Regions from separate parts of the Homo sapiens genome. Here regions 1 and 2 are each linked to region 3. A link is a loop called in an ENCODE intact Hi-C map of the cell type or tissue named here. Cell type or tissue: dorsolateral prefrontal cortex. All regions are shown on one strand.

Region 1 (8,000 bases), 51 kb before region 3:
TCTAAGTTCCCTGGGAGGCAAAATTTTCCCTCCTTGTAAACCACTGGTTTAGACCAATTATAACCCATTAGTTGAAGCTGAATGTGTCGCCACCCTGAAAAAACAATCAGAATGCCATATGGGTTTGAGGGTAGGCAGCTGAAAGCAGCGGTGATGGAACCTAAGGGCACCTACTTTTGATCTGTCTTCTGGATAAACTCAATGTACACATCCTTTTTTTTTTTTTTTTTTTTGACATGGTGTCTCGCTCTGTCACCCAGGCTGGAGTGCAGTGGTGCAATCTCAGCTCACTGCAACCTCCACCTCCTGGGTTCAAGTGATTCTCCTCTGACTTCTTTCTCCCAAGTAGCTGGGACTACAGACATGCGCCACCATGCCCAGCTAATTTTTGTGTTTTGTGTAGAGACGGGGTTTCACCATGTTGCTCAGGCTGATCTCAAACTCCTGGGCTCAAGTATCTGCCTGCCTCGGCCTCCCACAGTGCTGGGGTAATAGGCATGAACCACAGCACCCAGCCAAGGCTATTTCCTTTTTTAAAATGTAAACAGGTGCCATGCTAAACTACTCTGTATCATTTCAATTTTAGCATACATGCTGCCGAAGTGAGCACAGGTATTTTATTTATTATTGTTATTATTAGTTTTTGAGACAGAGTCTTGCTCTGTCGCCCAGGCTGGAGTGCTGTGGCATGATCTCAGCTCACCGTAGCCTCGACCTCCCAGGCTCAAGTGCTTCTCCTACCTTAGCCTTCCAAGTAGATGGGACTGCAGGCATGCACCACCATGCCTGGCTAATTTTTGTATTTTTCATAGAGATGGAGTAGCACTATGTTACCCAGGCTGGTCCCAAACTCTGGAGCTCAAGTGATTGGCACACCTCAGCCTCCCAAAGTGCTGGGATTACAGAAGTGAGTCACTGCGTCCGGCTGGCTATTTTTATCCATAGATTTTTGCCCTTGTGTGCATATATATCTGAAAGATAACTTCTCAAAGTGAACTTGCTGGGTCAAAGGCCATATGCATTTTAAATTTAGACAGGCTTTGTCAAATTCCCCTCCAAAGAGGTTACACAAATTTACCCTTCTACCAACAGCCGTCAGCAGTGCCTTCCTCACACCCTAACAACACAAGGAGCTCCTCACACTTTGCTTATTTATCTGCCAGGTGAATTACAGTATCTCATGATAGTTTTCTTTCTTTCTTTTTTTTTTTTTTTGAGATGGAGTTTCACTCTTGTTACCCAGGCTGGAGTGCAATGGCGTGATCTTGGCTCACTGCAACCTCTGCCTCCCGGGTTCAAGTGATTCTCCTGCCTCAGCCTCCCGAGTAGCTGGGATTACAGGCATGTGCCAGCACACCCAGCTAATTTTGTATTTTTAGTAGAGATGGGGTTTCTCCATGTTGGTCAGGCTGGTCTCGAACTCCTAACCTCAGGTGATCCACCCGACTCAGCCTCCCAAAGTGCTAGGATTACAGGTATGAGCCACCGTGCCCGGTGATAGTTTTACCTTAAAAATTATTCTGTGTTCCCTCACACAATAAGGACCTCATTGATTATTTCACTTGACAAAGTCACTTTCCATGTAGAAAACACTTCTTGAAGCCCTTGGGATCTCAGCTGGGGACGCGGAGACTTTGCCCTCCAGGAGGGCATCTAATGTTTGTGATGATTGCCTCATCTGTCGTTTGCACTGAGCTTGTGTTGCTAATTATTAGCTATGGTGGATGCAGAGAGAAAGACGGAATTGGATATGGAATGGCAGAAGCTATGACAAACTGCAAGAGTGCCTGGCTGTCACTGTTTAAAAAATTATAATGTTTCTCAAAGGTAATTTTGTTATAAAGTAATTGTGCAGTTTGTTCATTTAACTGTGCAGTTTGTTTATTTGTTCATTTAACAAATAAGGGACTGTAGAGATGGCGTCTTGCTATGTTGCTTGGGCTGGTCTGGAACTCCTGGGCTCAAGTGATCCTGCTGCCTTGGCCTCCCAAAGTGCTGGGATTACAGGTGTGAGCTACTGCACCTGGCCAGCAGGGCTGTCCTTTTTCACTTGCCCCAACCTCAGTGGCTGATGGACTGATTTGCTCCTGGAATCTAAGATTCATGCAGCCACAGAGGGACAACCCTGGTGACTTAGCTGAAGCGTGTAACATTGAAAATAATTATAGCCGGGTGCAGTGGTTCACACCTGTAATCCCAGCACTTTGGGAGGCCGAGGTGGGTGGATCACGAGGTCAGGAGTTTGAGACCAGTCTGCCCAACATGGTGAAACCCCGTCTCTACTAAAAATACAAAAATTAGCTGGGCATGGTGGCATGCATGGTGGTGGGCAGGAGGATCACTTGAACCCGGGAGGCGGAGGTTGCAGTGAGCTGAGATCGCACCACTGTACTCCAGTCTGAGTGACAGAGCAAGACTCTGTCTCCAAAAAGAAAAAAAAAAAAAAGAAAAAAAAGAATTATGGTGTGCCCATGCTCACAGCCGAAATCAGAAAACAACCCTAAAAAACAACCCTAAAAGTCCACCAGTGTAGACCAGGCACAGTGGCTCACGCCTGTAATCCCAGCTCTTTGCTCTGTCACCCAGGCTGGAATTCAGTGGCACGATCTCAGCTCACTGCAACCTCCACCTCTCGGGTTCAAGCGATTCTCCTGCCTTAGCCTTCCGAGTAGCTGGGATTACAGGTGCCTGCCACCACAACTGGCTAATTTTTGTATTTTGAGTAGAGATGGGGTTTCACCACGTTGGTCAGGCTGGTCTTGAACTCCTGACCTCAAGCAATCCACCAGCCTCGGGCTCCCAAAGTGCTGTGATTACAAGCATGAGCCACTGTGCCCAGCCAAGAACAGTTTTTATATTTTATTTTCACATTGAAAATCAGTCACATTTGCTTCAGCCTCAAAGAGCGTGTTTATGTAAAATTAAATGAGTGCTGGCAGCAAACTGCACTTTTTTTTTTCTAAACAGGAAATGGGTTAATGGGTATGGAGTTGTAGTTTTGCAGGATGAAAATGGGGACCGAGTTTCAGTCTGGGAAGACGAAACTGTTCTGGAGATGAATGGTGGCAACGGCTGCACAGCAATGTGAATGCCCTTAGTGTCACACACACAAATGGATAAAATAGTTAAAAACTATGTGCATGGTGGTAAGACGTGGAAAAATGTTTAGAAAGCAGGCAGAAACAGGAAACAATTGTTGAGTCTTCCATTTGGGGGGCTTCTAAAATGTTCCCAGATGGTGGAGCACTGCCCCCTCCCAGCGTGGGGAGGTTTCTGTGCGTGCTCACGGGCACCACGCTGAGTTAGGGGCTGGCAAGGGCCCTGGTGAAATGTTACCGAACCTAAATTGAGAGTCCATGGCCAAAAGCCAGAGCATCTCTCAAGCGTATGCAGGCTGTCCTGGCACCCCGGTTCTCTCCAAGGCCACCACAAAAAACATAAGGCAGCCACAAGGGGGAGTGGGGAGGTGACTCGCTCCTAGCCGGGTGCTGGCATCACCTAAAGGAAGTGGGCACGGAGCGTGGTACCCGCAGGTGGCGCCACCGTTCCCCACACCGTCCCTGCACCCCTCCATCTCCGCACCCCTCCATCTCCTCCGTCCTTTAAAAATTGTGGTAAAATACTCATAACACAGAACTCGCCATTAAAAAAAAATTCACCATTTTAACCATTTTGAGTGTACAGTTCAGTGGCATTTAGGACATTCACAATGTTATGCAACCACCTCCTCCATCTAGTTCCAGAACATTCCTTCATTCCCAAAGGAAACCCCTGTACCCATTAGTAGTCACCTCCTATTTCTCCCTCTCCCCAGTCCCTGGTGAACACCAATCTGTTTTCTGTCTCTTTTTCTTTTTTTTTTCAGACAGGGTCTTGATCTGCCATCTGGGCTGGAGTGTAGTGGTGCAATCATAGCTCACTGCAGCCTCAAATTTCTGGCCTCAAACAATCCTCCTGCCTCAGCCTTCCAAAGCGCTGAGATAACAGGCGTGAGCCCCTCTGTGTTCTGTCTATGGATATGCTTACTCTGGAGATTTCCTATAAATAGAATCTTGCACTGTGTGGCCTTTTGTATCTGGCTTCTCTCACTTTTTTTTTTTTTGAGACAGAGTCTTGCTCTGTCTCCCAGGCTGGAGTGCAGTGGTGTGATCTCAGCTTACTGCAGCCTCCGCCTCCCGGGTTCAAGTGATTCTCCTGCCTCAGCCTCCCAAGTAGCTGGGACTACAGGCGCCTGCCACTATGCGTAGTTAATTTGTTTGTACTTTTAGTAGAGACGGGGTTTTGCCATGTTGGCCAGGATGGTCTTGAACTCCTGACCTCAGGTGATCTGCCCACCTCAGCCTCTCAAAGTGCTGGGATTACAGGCGTGAGCCATTGTGCCTGGCCCTGACTTCTCTCACTTAGCAGCAGGTTTTCGAGGTTCATCCATGATGTAGTATGTATCAGTGTTAAAAAAAAATTTTTTTTTTGAGATGGGGTCTCTCTATGTTGGCCAGGCTGGTCTCTAACTCTTGACCTCAAGTGATCCTCCTGCCTCAGACTCCCAAAGTGCTGAAATTAGAGGTATAAGCCACCATGGCCAGCCAATATTTCATTTCTTTTTATGGCTGAATCATATTCCGTGGTATGGACAGGCCACATTTTGTCATCCATTGATGGGTATTTGAGTTGTCTCCCAAATAGTTTTTTAAATGGTTAAAAGTGAATGAGTATTATGTGATGTGTATTTTTGCTTTTTGCTGTTATGAATACTGCTGCTATGAACATGCATAAACAGGTGTTTGTTTGAGTGCCTGTCTTCAGTTCTCTTGGATGTATGCCTAGGAGTGGAATTCCTGGGTCATATAGTGATGCTATGTATAACTTGATTCTTTTTCTTTTCGTTTTTTTGTTTCAATCAAGCAGACCCTGAACCAGAATAGGTTCAGAGAGACTCCCTGTATGTTTAACTTGTTGGTGAACTGCCAAACTGTTTTCTTCCCCTTCCTTTCGGATTATGATGAGCAAAACTTCTCAATATAGAGACTTTCAGCTCATCCTTGAATCTCTCTGCAAAGCAGCCAGGGATTGCCTTAAAACTGGTACACGACTCCTGCCCCATCCCTGCTTAAACCCCATCAACTGCTTCTTCCCAATGCATACACAAAAAATGCAACTTCCTCTGCGAAGGCTACAAGGCCCTACAGGACCAGGGCCTCCCGATCCTTGCCCCCCTGACCACTCAGGTCTGAGGTCAAAGTCAGTTCCTTGGAGAGACTCCAAGATTGTCCTATCTGTTGTTTGTCCCACACCGTCTCTGTCTCCTACATGAACCTGAGTTTGTTTTTCATCATCCTCATCCCAGCCAGAGCAGAAGGAAGGATGATACCTCGCTGCAGACCACAAGGTCCAGCTGCCCTGGGCCCGTCCCTGGTGCCACTCTCTGTCTCACGGTCTGTGCTCCAACTGCCGAACCAGCTCCTGCCACAGGCCCTTTGCACTTGCTGCCCACCCCTACCCAGAATGCTCTGCTCTCATGGGTGACTTTTTCTCAATCATTTGGTTTTGATTCAGATTTTATCCATCAAAGAGGCCCTCTGTGGTAGGCTGAACAATGGCTCCTCCAAAGATGTCTGCATCCTAATTTTCTGGGACCTGTGACTGTGTTACTTTGGAATTAAATTAAAAGTGCCGAGATGGGGAGATGATCTGGGGCTTATCTGGTGGGTTGATGTAACCACAAGGGTCCTTATGAGAGGGACACAGGAGTCAGTCTTGGGGAAGAAGGTGACGTGGACACAGGGGCAGCGGCTGGAGTGATGAGCTTTGCGGGTGGAGGAGGGGGCCGTGAGCCAAGGAGTGCAGGCGACCTCTAGAAGCTGAAAAAGGTGAGGAAACGGATTGTCCCCTAGAGCTTCCAGAAGGGATGCAGCCCTGCAGACTCCTTGACTTTAGCCAGGTGAAACCGTTTTGGACTTCTGACCTCCAGAAACGAAAGATAATGAGAAGATAATCAATTTGTGTTGTTTTAAGTCACTATGTTCATGATTTGTTACAGCAGCTAACAGAAAGCTCCTTGACCAACCCAGGCCCCATCCCAGGCAGAGTCTAAGCCGCTCTTTTCTTTTTTTTTTTGGGGGGGGGGACGGAGTCTCACTCTGTCGCCCAGGCTGGAGTGCAGTGGCGTCATCTCGGCTCACTGCAGCCTCAGCCTCCGTGGGCTCGAGTGACTCTCCAGCCTCAGCCTCCCCAGTGGCTGGGACCACAAGCACACACCATCACACCTGGCTAATTTTTAAATATTTTGTAGAGATGAGGGTCTCACCATGTTGCCCAGGCTGGTTTCAAACTCCTGGACTCAAGCAATTCACCCACACATCAGCCTCCCAAAGTGTTGGGATTACAGGCGTGAGCCACCACACCCAGCAGTTTGCAAATTTTAAAACTTTCTGACTCCGTTGCCAATCTGTCCTTCAGAAACATGTTGCCAATTCCCAGCCTTACCCACAGCAAGGGAGAGGTCGCTTCCCTCTGCTGTTGGCGTCGTGGCTACAGAAAACACTGCTGCCCTCCCTGAGGGCACCATTCCCTCTCTCCCCTTCCCTTGACCACCAGTTAAAGGATGTGCAGCCTCAGTCTCCTGGGCTGTTGACATTTTCACGTACTGTTCCCTCTGCCTGCAAATCTTTTCCCAGCTTTGAGTGGCAGGCCTAATTTGTCATTTCCAGGTTAGTTTAACTCAGAGAGGCCTTCCCTGACCTCCCAACCTAAGGTTGCCATCCGGTCCTGCCTGATCCCATCTGTTTTACTTCTTTACTTAGCACTTTTGGCTCCCTGGTATTTACTTAAGTCTCCAGCATTCTCCATGAGCAGGGGCCTCGTCTGTCTCACTGCTGTATCCCGGTGCCCAGAACAGGGCTTGACAATAGTAGGTGCTCAATAAATACGTGTAGACTAAATAATGAATGGATAATAATTTTTTTGCTATCTTGGTGAGCTGTTTCTGTTACAGTTTTGAGTCTTATCTTCCCAAAGGATCCTTCCTAACTTCAAACAATTCTTAATTAGTTCTCAAGATGGAGTAATAGGAATGGTATTTAGGTAGGAACATAAACAAGTTTTCAAATGTCAACAATAGTTGATTTTTTTAAATACAAGAGACAAAAAGGCCACATATTGTATGACTCCTTTTATGGGAAATATCCATAACAGGCAGATGCACAGAGACAGAAAGCAGATGAGTGGCTGCCAGAGGCTGGAGGAGGGGGAGTGAGGAGGGAGTGTTTAATGGGTACAGGGTTTTATTTTGGGGTGATAAAAATATCTGGAACTAGGTAGAGGTGGTGGTTATACAACACCGTGAATGTAGTAAATGCCACTTTTTAATTAATTTTTTTGTTTTTGAGATGGAGTCTTGCTCTGTTGCCCAGGCTGGAGTGCAGTGGCATGATCTGGGCTCACTGCAGCCTCTGCCTCCCAGGTTCAAGTGATTCTCCTGCCTCAGCCCTCCGAGTAGCTGGGATTACAGGTGCCCACCACCACGCCCAGCTAACTTTTGTCTTTTTAGTAGAGATGGGTTTCACCATGTTGGCCAAGCTGGTGTTAAACTCCTGGGCTCAAGTGATTCTCCCACCTTGGCTTCCCAAAGTGCTAGGATTATAGGTGTGAGCCATTGCACTCGGCCACTTTTTAATGTAATTTAATTTTATGGTTTTTTTTTTTTATTTTCTTGAGACAGGGTCTTGCTCTGTTGCACAGGCTGGAGTGCAGTGACGGCATCTCGGTTCACCGCAGCTTCAACCTCCTGGGTTCAAGTGAACCTCCTGCCTCAGCCTCACGAGTAGCTGGGACTACAGGTGCATACCACCATGCCTGGCTAATTTTTATATCTTATTGGTACAGAGTGCGTCTTGCCATGTTGCCCAGGCTGGTCTCAAACTCTTGGCCTCAAGTGATCCTCCCACCTTAGCCTCCCAAAGTGCTGGGATTACAGGCATGAACCACTGCACTTGGCCTGCTTT
Region 2 (8,000 bases), 61 kb after region 3:
CAGGTGGGATTCAAATCCAGGCAGCGACGCTTGAGTGTGCACTATTAACCACCTCGCCACACTGCCTTTTCTGCTAGACACCTGTTGTGGGGGGGTCTGTGTGGGGCAAGTGGTGAGCCAGCCCACCCTGCTGCTCCATACTGAGTGTGAGTTGCTGTATTCATTTCCTTTTGCTGCTGTCACAATTTTGCCACAAATGTCATGGCTCACTTTTAAAAACTATCTTGCAGTGTTGGGAGTCTGAAGTCTGAAAGGAACACAACAAGGCTAAGATCAAGGTATCTGCAGGCCTTGTTCCTTCCAGAGGCTCCAGGGGAGAACCTGTGCCTTGCCGTTTACAGCTTCTAGAAGCTGCCTACTTTCCTTAGCTCATGACCTTAATCCTAGCCCTCCCTGTTTTGTTGTTGTTGTTGTTGTTGTTGAGACACAGTCTCGCTCTGCTATCTAGACTGGAGTACAGTGGCATGATCTATAGTTCACTGCAGCCTTGGCCTCCTGGGCTTAGGCGATCCTCCCACCTGAGCCTCCTGAGTAGCTGGGACTACAGGCATGTGCCACCATACCCTGCTAATTTTTGTGTTTTTTTTGTAGAGACAGGGGTCTCACTATGTTGCCCAGGCTGGTCTTGAACTCCAGGGTGCAAGTGATCCTCCCACCTCAGCCTCCCAAAGTGCTGGGATTACAGGCGTGAACCACTGCACTTGGCCTCTCCCTCTTTAAAGCCAGCAGTGTAGCACTGTCCAATTTCTCTCTGCCTCTAACCTCCTGCTTCCCTCTTTTTTTTTTTTTTGAGACGGAGTCTCACTCTGTCGCCAGGCTGGAGTGCAATGGCATGATCTCCGCTCACTGCAACCTCTGACTCCCTGGTTCAAGTGATTCTCCTGCCTCAGCCTCCCGAGTAGCTGGGATTACAGGCATGTGCCACCACGTCCGGCCAATTTTTATATTTTTAGTAGAGATGGGGTTTCACCATGTTGCCCAGGATGGTCTCAATCTCCTGACCTTGTGATCCACCTGCCTCGGCCTCCCAAAGTGCTGGGATTACAGGCGTGAGCCACCACGCCCCAGCCCCTCTTTTTAAAAATTAATTTTTCTTTTTTTAGGGTTTTAAAATTTGTTTTTGTTTTTTCGTTTTTCTTTCTCTTGCCTGATTGCTCTGGCTAGGACTTCCCGCTTCTCTCTTTAAGGACTTTTGTGATTCTCTGGGGCCTACCTAGGTATTCCAGGATACTCTTCCCATCTCAGAACCTTGATGTAACCATATCTGCATGGACCCACCTAGATATTCCAGGACGCTCTCCCCATCTGAGAGCCTTGATGCAGTCATGTCTGCACGGTCCCCTTCGTCGTGGCAGGTCACAGTTTCCCAGGTGTCGCATTGGTCTTCCGGTCTCCTTAGGCACCTTTTGGCTGTGACAGTCTCTCATCTCTCCTTCATTTTGATGACAGTGACACTTTTGAGAAGCACTGGTCAGGTATTTTGTAGGATGACCCTCTACTGGGATTGGTCTGGTGCTTTTCTCATGATTAGACTGGGGTGATGGGTTTTGGGAGGAGGACCGCAGAGAGAAAGTTCCAGTTTCAGAGCATCTTGGGTACATTCCGTCAACATACTGTATCACTGTTGATGTCGACCTTGATAGCCTGGATGAGGTCATGCCTGTGACGTTTCTGCAGTATCAAGTTTACTTTTATTCTCCCTTTGGATTTTATTATCTTTTTAACTTGACGTGTAAGTTTTAACTTCACAGGTAATAAGAACATATCTTCCTGAGGGGAAGAATATGGTTTCCTGTGACTCCCCGCCATCCCCAGCCGTACCCACCATCATCAATTTGCTGTGCTTCCTTCCAGGCCTTTTCCTACTTATTTACATTCATATATATGTGGCCATAGAGAAGATACATATTGTCGTTTGTCTGTTTGTCTTTGCTAGTCCAAGCAACACTGAACATCTTTGTGCCTCTGTGTGCATGTGTGAGCATCTCTAGGGCAGTTTCTGAAGAGCGTAATTGCTGGGTCGTGAGGTATATTGGTGGAATTAGGTTTGGCAGTATAGATCAGTAAACTCAACAGTTGTGGCTCAAATGGGACAAAGGTATATTGTTATTTTAAAAATCTTCTTTTAGAGGATGTCTGGAGGCAGACAGTCCAAGTATGGCAAGAGACATTCATAGTCCAAGTTCCACTCATCTTTCTGTTCCATTTTCCCAACACATGGCTTCCATCCTCAAGGTCACCTCTGGTCCCAGTGTCTGCAGAGCTCCAGCCCTTGCATCTGCGTTTCAGGCATCTGAAAGGGAGGAGGGAAAAAAGGTTCACCTCCCAGCTGTGAAAGCTTCTTTTTAAGCAGCCCTCCCGGCCATCCCACGTAACGCTTCTGCGAACATCTCATTAACCAGAACTTGGTCACAGAGCCTCACTTGCCACAAGAGAGGCTGAAGTGGAGTCTTTAACTGGGTGCATTGCCATCCTGAGTAAAATTTGGGTCCTGTTTCTAAAAGGGACCAATGGATTTTGGCTGGGTCACTGGTGGTCTCTGCCCTGTAGGAGATGTGAGTTTTTAGTTTAAAAAGATTATTTTCAAGTTGTCAAGCTCTTTGCCAGGGGAGATTCCTTCTGGCAGCACATCGAAACACTGGTTCCCTCAGCCCATGCCAATCAAGTACCATGGACCCCTTATCCCTGGGGGTATATTCCAAGACCCCCAGTGGATGCCTGAAGCTGGGGATAGTACTGAACCCTGTATAGCATATACTATGCTTCTTCCTATACACACACATCTATGATAAAGTTAATTTATAAATTAGGCATAGCCACAATTAACAATAACTAAGAATAGGGTAATTATAACAAATACTATAATAAAAGTTATGTGAACATGGTCTCTCCCTCAAAATATCTTATTGTACTGTACTGAGGGTAAGAAATGGCAGAAATCAAAACCATGGATAAGGAGGGATGACTGAGATTGCAGAATCAAATCCCTCCTGGCCTCAGAGCTTATGATCACAGGTTCAAAGCTGTGTGATGTCAAACAGCCCTGTGGGAAAACATCTCACCTTGTCAACTAAAGAAAAAAAAAAACAAAACGCCTTTTAAAGATTTAAAGTTAGTCTTATTTACAAGTATTATTGAGGGCTGTAGACTGAGACCTTCAGCCTGGGGACAGTTTTGTCATATGGCTCCTAAAGTGTTTCAGCTCATTGTTTATATTTGGTGGTGAGGGTTTAGTGTGTGCAAAATTATACTAAACCTGTTTAGATGTTGTATTCAAGCAGAATTAGATCAAGTTTGGGTGTAAGACTTTGTTTCACACAGCTATGTCTTGCTTATTTCCAGACAAACTGGGAAGATTGAGCCTGTGGTCCTGCCGCTGCTCTGGTTTGCAGAGGTAAGGGTGCGTTGGGCACAGCGTCGGGGGCTTTTGTTAAGAGCCAATGTGGGCATTTGAGGCAGGAGGCGGGGGGAGCAGCTTGTAGAAAGGGAGAGGGCTGAGCCAGGGTAACCGGACTGTGACATGGACCAGCGTATCAGAAACTTCACCCTGTCCAAGCACCCTATGTCAGTTATCCCACCAAGGTGAAAGGGATCCCTAGAGATGGGGAAGACAGAAGCTGCATGAAGAGGTAAAGTCCCTGGCCCTGGGTGTAAAATAATTTTGTTGGGGCATATGACCTCTTCTCCTGAAAGTGGGGAAGTTGGTTTCCAAGGTGTCAGCTTTTCTCTTAAACTTACTTCTCTCGCAGCTTTTCAGAATTCCTTCTGGCCTAGCTTGTTTTATTTTATTATTTTATTTTATTTTATTTACTGTATTTATTGTTTCTTGCCCACCTCGTTTTAAATCAGGGCTAGCTAATGGCCAGGACAAACAAGCCTCCGAATGTCAAGTTTACTTCCTACTCACAGCCGAATCTGAAGTGGGTTGATGGGGAGGCAGAGCTCTGCTCCCTGCAGTCATTTAGGGTTCCAGGGCCCCGGTGGCCCCGCCATCCTGGAGAGCCTCCATTCAGTGGCAGGGAACGAGATGGAGAGTCACGTGAGGCCAGGTCCACCTCCCATTGGTCAGGACACGATCATATGGCCCTGCCCAACTGCAAGGGAGTCGGGGAATTGTAGTCTCACCTTGTGTCCTGGAGGGAGGAGGTCCCTGGCAGGCTCCAACACATGCTTTAGCCGGGAAGCTTGAGGTGGGGAAAAGCTGAGGCGGGCACAGAGGAAGGTGTTGGGTGGCATCTGCGCTGTAGCCCGCAGCCTGCGGCCCCAGCTCATGTGTTTGTCATTCTGTCTCCTCAGAGCGGGGCCATGGAGGGGGAGACTCTTCACACATTCTACACTCAGCTGGTGTTGATGCCCAAGGTGATGCACTATGCCCAGTACGTCCTCCTGGCGCTGGGCTGCGTCCTGCTGCTGGTCCCTGTCATCTGCCAAATCCGGAGCCAAGTAGGTGCTGGCCAGAGGGCAGCCCGGGCTGACAGCCATTCGCTTGCCTGCTGGGGGAAAGGGGCCTCAGATCGGACCCTCTGGCCAACCGCAGCCTGGAGCCCACCTCCAGCAGCAGTCCTGCGTCTCTGCCGGAGTGGGAGCGGTCACTGCTGGGGGCTGCGCAGCACGCTTGCGTCTTTTGCATGCCGCGTTGCCACTACTCTGCCTGTTCTGGAAGGCCTGGGACCCTCCCTTGGAGGGGGCACAGGTGGGCTTTGAGTAATGAGACCTGGTACTTGCATCATCCATTCATCAAGTCAGCACCCGGGGATGCCAGGTTCTGTTAGGGGCGAGGGGACGTACAGCAGTAGAGGAGACAGCTGAGATCCCTGCTCAGGGGGATTGAGGGGGGCTGGCATCCCAGCCGGGGAGACAGATGAAAACCAAGTAAATCAGCAGAAAAGATAATTTCACTCATGATAGGAGCTGTGAGGGGTTAGAGCCAAATAGAAATACAGCGTGAGCCACGTGTGAGGTTTTCAGTTTAAATTTTCTAATAGCCACTTAACAGTCAAAGGAAACAGGTGGAATTAATTTTAATCTTATTTAACCCAAATATATGCAAAGTATTATCACTTCAACATGTAATCAGTATAAACGGCATCAATATTTTTGCAGTGTTTTTGCATGAAGTCTTTGAAATCCTGTGTGTACGATACATGTGCAGCAGGTCTCATTTTGGACTGGCCCCGTTTCAAGGGCTCACCAACTGAATGCAGCTTCCAGACTGGAGAGTGCATGTCTGGAGCAAGTGGGGACAAGGACAGATGGAGCTTCAGGAAGGCCTCTCTGAAGAGGTAGATAGTGAGCTTTGACATGGAGGCCAGGGAGGCACTCAGCACACAGCCACATGAGGAATGCTGCCTGGAGCGGCCACTGCAAAGGCCCTGTGGCAGGGACAGGCAAGGCACATTGGACGGTCAGGTAGGGCCAGGGTGGCTGGAGGGGAGTGAGGGCAGGGACAGAGGTAGGAGGTGGTGTCTGAGAGTGGACAGGGCGGGCCACCCAGGGCCTCGTGGTGCACAGTGAGCAGTTTGGAACTGATTCTGGGAGTGACAGAGGCATTGGAGGCTTTTAAAGAGGGGAATCACTAGGTCAGCTGCTGGCTGGGGAATGGGCCCCGGGCTGGGAGGGGTGGAAGCCTGGGCCCAGCGGGGAGGCCCCAGTGCGTGAGGAAGTCGATGGCTTGAACAGGATGGGGCAGCTGCTATCAGGAGGGAACGGAAGTGGGGAAGAGCTCCAGCCCTGGGCTTCAGACCTCCAGAAGCAGCAGGAAGAGGGGTGATAACAGTGTCCCTCCTTGCTTCGGGGTCATTTATTTATTCATTCATGCATTCACTGCAAGGCCCTTTGCACAGGTCAGGGGATGCAGATGACCAGAACATAAGATCTGCAGCAAAGATGGGCAAGGCAGGCCTTTAGGCAAGTTACTACAGTCACACGAAGGACAGGAGAGCTGTGATCACAGAGCTCAAGGGGCAGTGGAGATGGGCGAGTGGCTGCCATGGCAGGGGAAGGGATGCTGCCCACTGGCAGGTCATCAGGAAAGGCTGTTTTTGGATGCATGGACCAGAAAGCCACTCTCTGAGGTGGCCCCCACCTGCATCATCCTAGGGCCACAGGCCGAGGCCTTCTGAGGGGCCTTGGGGCTGCCCCGCTGCTCTGCTGGTCTTGGCTCCTCTGCAGCACCTGCTTCCTTTAGCACTGGTGAATGATTCTTCCTCTTCCCCTGTCTCAGGGAAGGCTTGCCTGCTTCCATGCTTGCATGCTGGGTGACAATAAAGCATTCCTGGTTCTTCACCTTGGCTTTCAGACCTGAAACCCGACTTCCTTTCAAAATTCCTGTCCTCGGGGGGAAAAGGTTTCCACAATGTGAGATGGTAGCCTGGACACCAGCTGTCATCATGTTGCTGCTCTAGCGTTTGAGCTCCCGATGAACAATGACCATTGGGTCCAACCAGCCCTTTTGGGAGCCCCCTTCTCTGTTACTGCCCCAGGGGGAGCCAGAACCCAGCAGGGCTGTGACTCCAGCGAGCAAAATGGAACTCCCTCCAGTTTCTAGACTGAATTATGTAGGGAGGACAGAAGGACTCAGAACCCACACTCCCAGACCATGAATACCTTCCCGTGGCAGAGCATCACCATAGGTGTCCACAAGTGACGACGCACAGCCACATGAGGGGGTCCCTGGGGACTGGCTGAGGGACTGGGCCAGAGGAGGCCATGACAGCCTCATCCCTCTGTCTCCTTCTGTCTGTCTCCAAATTGTCCACCAGAATGGGGACAGGGAAGGAGGGTCAGGAAGCACAGAAGGTCTAGGCTGTGGCTAGGGTCCCTTTCCCTGCCGCAGCCCCCAAATCAGCATCCCACCCTCAAATCCAGTAAGAATGCTACGATCGGCAGTGTGGCTCCCTCCCTGCAGGTTTCACTGGAGGCCACGTAAGTGAAATTTATCCCATTATGTGTGTTTTGATGTAGCAGGACCTTACCAGTTTTTTTTGTTTTTTTATTTTTATTTTTTTTGGTTTCTTTTTTGAGATGGAGTCTTGCTGTGTTGCCCAGGCTGGAGTGCAGTGGCACAATCTTGGCTCACTGCAACCTCCACCTCCCGGGTTCAAGTGGGAGCCTCAGCCTCAGCCTCAGCCTCAGCCTCCCGAGCAGTTGGGATTACAGGCACCTGCCACCATGCCTGGCTAATTTTTGTATATTGAGTAGAGGCGGGGTTTCACCATGTTGGCCAGGCTGGTCTTGAACTCCTGACCTCATGATCTGCCGCCTTGGCCTCCCAAAGTTCTGGGATTACAGGTGTGAGCCACTGTGCCTGGCCGGCCTTATCAGTTTTTATGTAATTTGTCCTGATTTAAAAAAAAAAAATCACATGCGGGTAAACTCAACATATTTTAATTTCTCTTTAGAGAAATTTTCCACTTGAGCCAGGTATGGTGGCTCTTGCCTGTAATCTGAGCTACTCGGGAGGTTGAGGTGGGAGGATCACTTGAGCCCAGGAGTTGGAGGCTGCAGTGAGCCATGATCGCACCATTGCACTCCAGCCTGGACAACAGAGTGAGATCCTGTCTCAAAAATTAAAAAAAGCAGTAATTTTTTCTTCTCAAGTCATTCTTTTAAAATAAATCAAAAGTATTTTAACAGAACAATCTGTTCCTCGTTGATTTTAAACAGCCCCCCAGCTAAGTCCACTGGTTGTCGGTCTCCATGGCCCATCTCCCCACCTTGCTTCCTCGCTGGCTTAAATTTTCAAGTGGACGAGCCCTTTTCAGCTTGGCTTGTCCACCTCCCAGGTGTGTTTCCTGAAGATGCTTGTACTTATGTCTAAGAGCGGCAGCTCCCCACATCTCAGCCACCTGCAATCGTTGAGGGTTGTTGGACTCTAAACTTATGTGCCTTTCCTGTTTCCTCTTTGCCTTTTGCAAATTGAAGAACCGTGTAAAACCATTTTTATGTGGCTTCAACGTCAACTATAAATTAGCTTGGTTATCTTCTAGGAGAAATGCTAT
Region 3 (8,000 bases):
TTGCTCCGTGCAGGAATGTGGAGGTGTGGCCCATAAGCATGTCATTCATGCAAAATCATCTACATGCATTCAATTAGAAAAAAAAAGGAAAACAGCAGTGACCCTCATAAGTAGACTTGGTTAGTGTCAATGTAGGGAGTGAGTTTCTTGTGACCCTGCTGTTCTTCCTGGGTCCCGTGACAGGGCATCTGGACAGGCTGAATGCGATTCTAGAATTAGATTCCTATGTTTTTATATGTACGCCCCAGTCTCACTTGCCAGTGGCTTCCTCTGACGCTTAGAAAATAAATGGCATCTGCACCACGTCAGGGAGAAACTGACTGCTTTGGAATTCCCAGAAGCTCTTGGAAGGGAACCTTCCTGAGGGATATTGAAGGAGAATTAAAGAATTTTCTCAGTGGCTGGCACAACTTATGGAGTCAATGCTCATTGGCTGTGATTGGCTGAGCTGGGATCACATGTGCATCCTTGGACCAATTGCTGTGGCTCGAGTAATGGACTGCTGTGATTGGTCAGCCTTGGGTCGCCTGCCCATTTGGAGCCAGGGAGGGAAGTAGTTCTTGCCCACAGAGACTCAGGTAGGAGTAGGGTGGTTCCCAAAAGGCAAAAAGGAGGGGCTGTTGTCGGGGGAAGAGGCGGCCATAGGCAGCAAAAATGGGGCTGAGCCCCTTTGCCCCCAGGTAGCTTCCCACTTCATCCCCACATTGCCTTTCACTGTCTCTGGCTGTTACAGTATTAGAGATTATTTTGTTTGGCTGACTATTCTGTTTACCAAGGCCTCTTGAGGAGGTAGTAGCTTACCAGCTGTTTATTATGTATGTATTTACTTATATTTACTTACCTATTTATTTTGAGACGGAGTTTCTCTCTTGTTGCCCAGGCTGGAGTGCAATGGTGTGATCTCGGCTCACCGCAACCTTTGCCTCCCAGGTTCAAGCGATTCTCTCACCTCAGCCTCCCAAGTAGCTGGGATTACAGGCTGCGCCACTGTGCCCAGCTAATTTTGTATTTTTAGTAGAGACAGGGTTTCTCCATGTTGGCCAGGCTGGTCTCGAACTCCTGACCTCAGGTGATCCGCCCACCTCGACCTCCCAAAGTGCTGGGATTACAGGTGTGAGCCACGAAGCCCGGCCTATTTATTTATTTTTTTGAGACATGGTCTCAGTCTGTCGCCCGGGCTGGAGTGCAGTGGCATGATCTTGGCTCACTGCAACCTCCGCCTCCCGGGTTCAAGTGATTCTCCTGCCTCAGCCTCCTGAGTAGTTGGGATTACAGGTGCCCACCACTACACCCGGCTAATTTTTGTATTTTTAGTAGAGGCGAGGTTTCACCAGGTTGGCCAGGCTGGTCTGGAACTCCTGACCTCAAATGATCCACCCACCTTGGCCTCCCAAAGTGCTGGGATTATAAGCATATGCCACAGTGCCCACCCTTTATTATTTATTTATTTAGATTTTTTGAGACAGGGTCTCACTCTGTCACCCAAGCTGGAGTGCAGTGGCATGATTACGGCTCACTGCAGCTTCAACCACTCAGGCTCAATCGATCCTCCTACCTTGGCCTCCTGAATAACTGGGACTACAGGTGTGCACCACCATGCCCAGCTAATTTTTAGATTTTTTGTAGAGACAGGGGTCTTGCTATGTTGCCCAGGCTGGTCTTGAACTCCTGGCCTCAAGCAATCCTCCCACCTTGGTCTTCCAAAGTGCTGGGATTACATTCATGAATCACTGTACCTGGCCTAATTGCTCTAACGGGGAAAGTTTCATCAGCTGTCAGATTGTTAGATCTGGACTGACTTGGGTTCCGAAGCTCAGTTCTATCTTTTATTTTTCCTTTGGAAACCAAATTCTGTAGGTAGCAGAGGTTTACTCAAGGCCACGGAGATAGTTAGCAGCCAGTGCTGGGTGGGGCCGACTGTCCCAGGCTAGCTGGATGGAGGCCAGGAGGGCCCGGGCAGCAAGGGTGGAAGGGGCCTGGGTGGGTGCCGGAGGAAGTCACTAACGAATGTTCTTCAGGCAGAAAGTTCCCAGGGTCCCATTGATACCCCTGCCTGTTCACATCCTGGCGGCAGGACTGGGATGAGGCATTTTTTAAAAAGTTGGGGAGATATCAGGGCTGGTGTGCCAAAGTTCAGGCTTTGTCCACCCAAGGTGAGAGGCTGCAGGGGTGTGCCGTGGGCAGAGAGGGGATGAGGTAGGGGTGGGAGGGATGAGCTGCCCAGATGCACCCGTGGAGGAGTTGATCTGGAATCCTAGCCACTGGGTTTACCCTGCAGTGTGTCCCAGCAGCATCCCAGGCTTCTCTCCAGCCTTTGGCAGGGCTTTAGCTTCCAGCAGCTCAGGTGGACCCCAGCATATGGACTTTGAAGGCAGGCAGCCCAGGTTCAAATCCTGGCTTGGCCACTTCCCAGTTGGGTGCCTTCAGGCAAGTGACTTACCCTCTCTGTGCCTTTTTTACTTTTCTGTAAAATGAAGTTAATAAAAGTGTCTCCTACATAGGGCTTTTAAGGTGGCAGAATTGGCACATGTCACACTTCAAATAGCAGCTCGGCAAGTGTCAAGTAAGGGCTGGCTGTTTCCAACATCTTAACCGGATAGACACAGACATAGAGAGGGATCCATCTGTCAGCAGTTTGCTGAAATGGGACCATACTATGCACGCTTTGCTGCACCGTGGGTTTCTCACGCTGTCATCGCTTGTCCATGTCGTCCTCAGTCAGCTGGGATTTTCTGGTGATGATCACGCTCTGATTCTCTAGATGCCTGGAAACGCTCCACGGTGCGGATGTACCACGGCTCGTTCTGCCGTTCTCACGAGGGAGGCATCCAGCTTGTAAAATAAAGCAGCCCAGTGTGTTCTTCCACCACCACATCACCCAAGGTTCTATTTTCAAAGATTTTATTTTGTAAAAACGGGAAGAAAAGTACAAGTTGCTGCATGTGCATCCTCTCTCTCTCGTTGCTGAGCCTTTTGGGTGCATCCTAAGGACAAGGACGTCCTTCTCCATGGCCGTGGACCACGGCCCCACTCAAGAAGGCCACGAGGATCCACACCTTTAATCTGACAGTCTGTGTTCAGATTCCCTTACGGCCCCAATAACACTTTTTGTCATAGTTGTTCATTAAAAAATTTTGAATTGGCCGGGCGTGGTGGCTCACGCTTGTAATCCCAGCACTGTGGGAGGCCGAGGCGGGTGGATCACAAGGTCAAGAGATTGAGACCATCCTGGGCAGCATGGTGAAACCCTGTCTCTACTAAAAGTAAAAAAATTAGCCAGGCATGGTGGCGCACACCTGTAGTCCCAGCTACTCGGGAGGCTGAGGCAGGAGAATCGCTTGAACCCAGGAGGCGGAGGTTGCAGTGAGCCGAGATCGTGCCACTGCACTCCAGCCTGGGCGACAGAGTGAGTCTCCGTCTCAGAAAAAGAAAATTTTTTTTTGAATCCAAGGTTGCATGCTGTGTCTGGTTGCCTCATGTGTTTTTCCTCTTTAATCCAGACCTGTTCTCCAGCCCTTTTCTCTTTGCTGGGTCTTTCAGGACACTGGCATCTGTAAAGGGGCCAGGCGGGTGCTTTTGGCAGGATGGCCCTTGATTTGGATTTGTCTGATTGCTTTCTCAGGAGTGCACGTGGTCTTCCCACAGACTCCCACACAAAAGCCTCATTGTGTGAATCAGATTGGAGCAGAGTGTTTCTGATGAGCCGGGGTTGGGTGCCTGGATCCTCCCCCAGCTCCCAGCCTGGCAGTCACAGTGCAAGTCTGAACCTCTTGGGTTGAAGAAGCCTGCAATTCCTCCTGGTCCCTTCCTCCACCTGCTTTCTAAAATTTCTGGCTCTCATTCCTTGCCTTTGAGCGGTGATGTGTCCATCCTTCAGCGGCCCTCGGCCAGCCTCTGCCCACCCCAGTGCCATCACATGGGAAGAGATGGCGGATCTGATCCCTGACTCATCCCCTGGGCCAGGAAGATTGTGGAAACCCTGGGGTCTCAGGGCTGGTCGGGTGGAAACGGGAGGCTGGATGGAGTGGCAGGTGGGGGCTTTTCCTGTTTTGCCTCTCCCTAACTGGGCCTCCCGGCAGCCACTAGCCCAGATGCCCAGGCCTCAGAGCCTTGTGGAAATTCTTGTGCCAGATCATCTTGGCCCTGTCTGGCCTCCTGGCAGGCAGGTGGAGGTCAAACTGGCCTTACTTGGCCGAGAGCCCATTGCAGCCAGGATCCCTTGGCAGCTCTGGGAACAGCCAAGTCTCCCCTGTCCTTGGGATTTCCTTCCACTGTCTGTTCCCAGGCTCCTGGACTCCACCTGCTGCAACCCCTCGCTTTGCACTTTCCACCCAGAGTCTTGGATTTCTGTTTTTTGTGAAATTTGCTCACTTTGAGGAAAGTGTAAGACATATGCAATCAAATATGTAACTAAGATGAACATGCATGCAATCACCCCACGTGAAGAAGAGGGAAAGCTCATCTGCCCCGAAGCCCCTGCAGAAGACACTGTGTTTGGTCCCAGCTTGCTTTGCTTTTTATAGTATCACTCCCTCATAGCCATCCCTAAACACCGGGATTAGTTTGGTCCGGTTTTGGACTTAACTTGGATGCAGGCATACTCTCAGTATTTTTGTTTGGTTTGGTCTTGCTGGTGTTACTTCATATGGTATTTGTGGGATCCACCCACATTGCTGCGATAAGCTGCACTCTATTTTCATGGCCATGTCATATCACAGTTCATGATGCTAATCGGAAGAAGCTGAGTATCACAGTTCATCTGTCTTTTTTTTTTTTTTTTTTTTTTTTTTTTTGAGATGGAGTCTTGCTGTGTGGCCAGGCTAGAGTGCAGTGGCGCGATCTCAGCTCACTGCAACTTCTGCCCCCCGGGTTCAAGCAATTCTCCTGCCTCAGCCTCCCAAGTGCACCACCATGCCCAGCTAATTTTTGTATTTTTAGTAGAGATGGGGTTTCACTATGTTGGCCAGGATGGTCTCGACCTCTTGACCTCATGATCCGCCTGCCTCGGCCTCCCAAAGTGCTGAGATTACAGGCGTGAGCCACCACGCCCGGCCAGTTCATCTGTTTTAACCCTGATGCCGGTGACTGTGTTCACTTCTGGGTTATGACACACTCGTGTCCCTGCCTGCAAGGGACATGTGCCTGAATCCCTCTAGGGCCCGACAGTCAGAGTAGGGGGTCTGGTCATGGCGTGCGTGTCTTCACCTGCATGGAGAAGGGCCAAGCTCTTGTCCAAAGTGGTTGCAGCGTTTCCAATCCTATCATTTGTTTTTCATTTAATAATTTATTGAGTTCAAATTCACATAACATATAATTAATCCTTGTAAATCGAATAATTCAGTGATACCACCACTTCTACCTAGTTTCAAAACATTTCCATCCCTCCCAAGTAGAATTGCCCATTCTCCACTCTTTGCAGCTCCCCAGCCCCTGGCAATCACTCATTTTCTTTCTGTCTCTACAGATGCACCTGTTACGGACATTTCTTTCTTTCTTTCTTTCTTTTTTTTTGAGACAGAGTCTTGCTCTGTCGCCCAGGCTGGAGTGCAGTGGTGCAATCTTGGCTCACTGCAACCTCCGCCTCCCGGGTTCAAGCGATTCTTCTGCCTCAGCCTCCCGAGTAGCTGGGACTACAGGCGCCTGTCACCACACCCGGCTAATTTTTTTTTTTTGTATTTTTAGTAGAGACGGGTTTCACCATGTTGGCCAGGCTAGTCTCAAACTCCTGACCTCAGGTCATCCACCTGCCTTGGTCCCAAAGTGTTGGGATTACAGGCCTGAGCCACCGTGCCCGGCCCTGGACATTTCTTTTTTTTTTGAGGCAGAGTCTTGCTGTGTCACCCAGGCTGGAATGCAGTGGCGTGATCTCGGCTCACTGCAACCTCCGCCTCCTGGGTTCAAGCGATTCTCCTGCCTCAGCCTCCCCAGTAGCTGGGACTACAGGCGCCCGCCACCACGCCCGGCTAATTTTTTTTTTTTTTTTTTGTATTTTTAATATAGACGGGGTTTCACATGTTGGCCAGGCTGGTCTCAAACTCCTGACCTCAGGTCAAACACCTGCCTCGGTCCCAAAGTGTTGGGATTACAGGCCTGAGCCACCGTGCCCGGCCCTGCACATTTCTTATAAATGAAATCATGCAATGTGTGGCCTTAAGTGCCTGGCTGCTTCCGCTTAGCGTCATGTTTTGGGGTTCATCCGTGGTGTGGCATGTGGAGTGCTGCTTTCCTTTTTGTAGCTGAGCAGGCCTCCACGGTGCGGGTGCACTGCATGCTGTTTTTCCGCGCCTCTGTGGATGGGCGTCTGGGCTGGTGGCTGCCGGGAGCGGTGCTGCTGGGAGCGCGCATGTTCGGGAACTCGCTTGGCTTCTGCTTTCAGTGGTCTCCTTTTATGCCCTCCTTCCCCTCACCCCTCTCGCTCTTCAGCCCGCCCTGCCCCTGCGCCCATCCTCTGTGTGGCTGCGTCTGTAAACCTGAGTGTGTCCTTGGACCTTGTGCAGTCCTAGATTCCGGAGCCTGCAGGTGTGGGTCCAGATCCCGGCCCTGCCTCCTGCTGCTGTGTGACCATGGACAGGCTCTTCGAGTCTCTGGTCTCTGGTGGGTGTCTGAGTCTGCATGGGAGGCAGAGGTTGCAGTGAGCCGAGATCGTGCCACTGCACTCCAGTCTGGGCAACAGAGCAGGACTCTGTCTCAAAAAAAAAAAAAAAAGAAAGAAAGAAAGAAAAAAATGTCCATAACAGGTGCATGGGCCAAAGACCATGTATTCCCGTACAGTTCTGGAGGCCGGAAGTCTGAGATCAGGATGTTGGCAGGGCTGGCTTCTCCGGAGACCCCTCTCCCGGCCTCATAGACGCCACCTTCTCCCTGTGTGCGCACATCCCCGGTGACTCTCTGCGGGTCCTAATCTCCTCTTTTAAGGGCGTCAGTCAGATTGGATTAGGGCTCACCCCACTGACCTCATTTAAACGTAATCACCGATTTAAAGGCCCTGCCCCCCGCGCCAATACAGTCACATTCTGATGCACCGAGGGTTAGGGCTGCAACATGGGAATTTTGGGGGGACACTGTTCAGCTCATAATAGTAGGGTGCCTATAAAATGGGCTAAAACCATGCCTTCCTATAGGATTCAGTGAGGACCGAGGGAGCTAGAGGTGGAAGTGCTTTGAGCTGGGGGTGGCACAGGGAGGCCCCCTTCATGTGGCCTGTCACGTCTGAGGAGAGGGCGGCTTTTCCATGCCATGCACGGTAACTCGTGTCAACATTCCTCGTGCTGCCCTGTTTAAAATCTATCCGTGTTCCTATGTGTGTATCAGGCTTATTGCTTCCTTCTGCTGCCTGGACCCCCTAATTCATGTTCATCCTGTTGTATTTATTCCCTTAGCGACGGGGGTACCTTGGTTATGTCTGACTCCTGCCTCCACAAACAGCAAATATGCTGGACCCTGCTGCCTTGTACTTCTCCACAATTTCCTGGGGATGCGCAGGAGTGGAATTGCTGTAGGGCAGAGGGGGAGCCATTTTCACCCAACATGCCTTCCAGAAGGGCCACTGCTGTTCACCCTCCCAGCTCTCACATCCTCTCCAGCACCTGAGACGATTTAGTCTTCGAGAATGTCTGGGGTCTCAGTGAGGGTACGTGGTGCAGCATTGTTCTCATGTGCTTTTCTGAGGTGTGAATTTGAGTCTTCTTCCTTTCATAAGTCCTCAGGTGGGGGTCTGAGGCTCAGAGATTTTGAGGGCCATGTTGGAGGGTCACAGAGCAAACTGGGGCTAGACCCCACCAGCTTGGGCTTGGAGGGCCTCCAGCTTGGATGTAGGGCCCTTCATAAATCCAGGATGATCTCATCTTGGGATCCTTAACTTGGTAACATCTGTAGAGACCCTATTTTTAAATAAGGCCACATTCTGAGGTTCTAGGTGGGCATGAATTTGGCAGGGGACATGCTTCAGACCAGCACTATGTGTGCAGGTGCCCAATCCTCAGATCTGCAGAGCTCTGGGT

The links. Hi-C counts contacts between places; a loop is a spot of excess contacts. Peaks named below come from ENCODE experiments on the same cell type or tissue, not always from the same donor. Only the 100,000 strongest peaks of a DNase experiment are listed, where the experiment ranks them.
Region 1: it touches region 3 in a loop (3.0-fold over the local background); 9 of 110 quality-filtered maps call a loop at or near these places.
Region 2: it touches region 3 in a loop (2.4-fold over the local background); 6 of 110 quality-filtered maps call a loop at or near these places.

Annotation. Positions count from the first base shown.
Region 1 is chr12:124,894,122-124,902,121 of GRCh38, reverse strand. It overlaps the pseudogene RNU6-927P. Among named protein-coding and RNA genes, the nearest start is that of UBC, 17 kb to the left of the region's middle. In dorsolateral prefrontal cortex, CTCF peaks have their summits at 3,241 and 3,441 (motif pointing right); a DNase peak (open chromatin) is centred at 3,491; H3K4me3 peaks cover 1,066 bases; H3K27ac peaks cover 1,374 bases.
Region 2 is chr12:124,782,800-124,790,799 of GRCh38, reverse strand. It overlaps SCARB1 (scavenger receptor class B member 1), which reads left to right. Exons shown (of 13, transcript NM_005505.5): 10 at 3,343-3,394; 11 at 4,297-4,443; 12 at 7,989-8,000. LOC124903046 (a long non-coding RNA gene) reads right to left here and starts at 4,037. Exons shown (of 2, transcript XR_007063510.1): 1 at 3,908-4,037; 2 at 1-2,293. RefSeq lists enhancers at 3,991-4,491, 5,786-6,554 and a silencer at 7,751-7,951. In dorsolateral prefrontal cortex, no CTCF peak of the experiment used is centred here; a DNase peak (open chromatin) is centred at 4,049; H3K4me3 peaks cover 838 bases; H3K27ac peaks cover 826 bases.
Region 3 is chr12:124,843,523-124,851,522 of GRCh38, reverse strand. All of the region lies in intron 1 of SCARB1 (scavenger receptor class B member 1), which reads left to right. Among named protein-coding and RNA genes, the nearest start is that of SCARB1, 16 kb to the left of the region's middle. In dorsolateral prefrontal cortex, no CTCF peak of the experiment used is centred here; DNase peaks (open chromatin) are centred at 2,772 and 3,672; H3K4me3 peaks cover 1,939 bases; H3K27ac peaks cover 5,400 bases.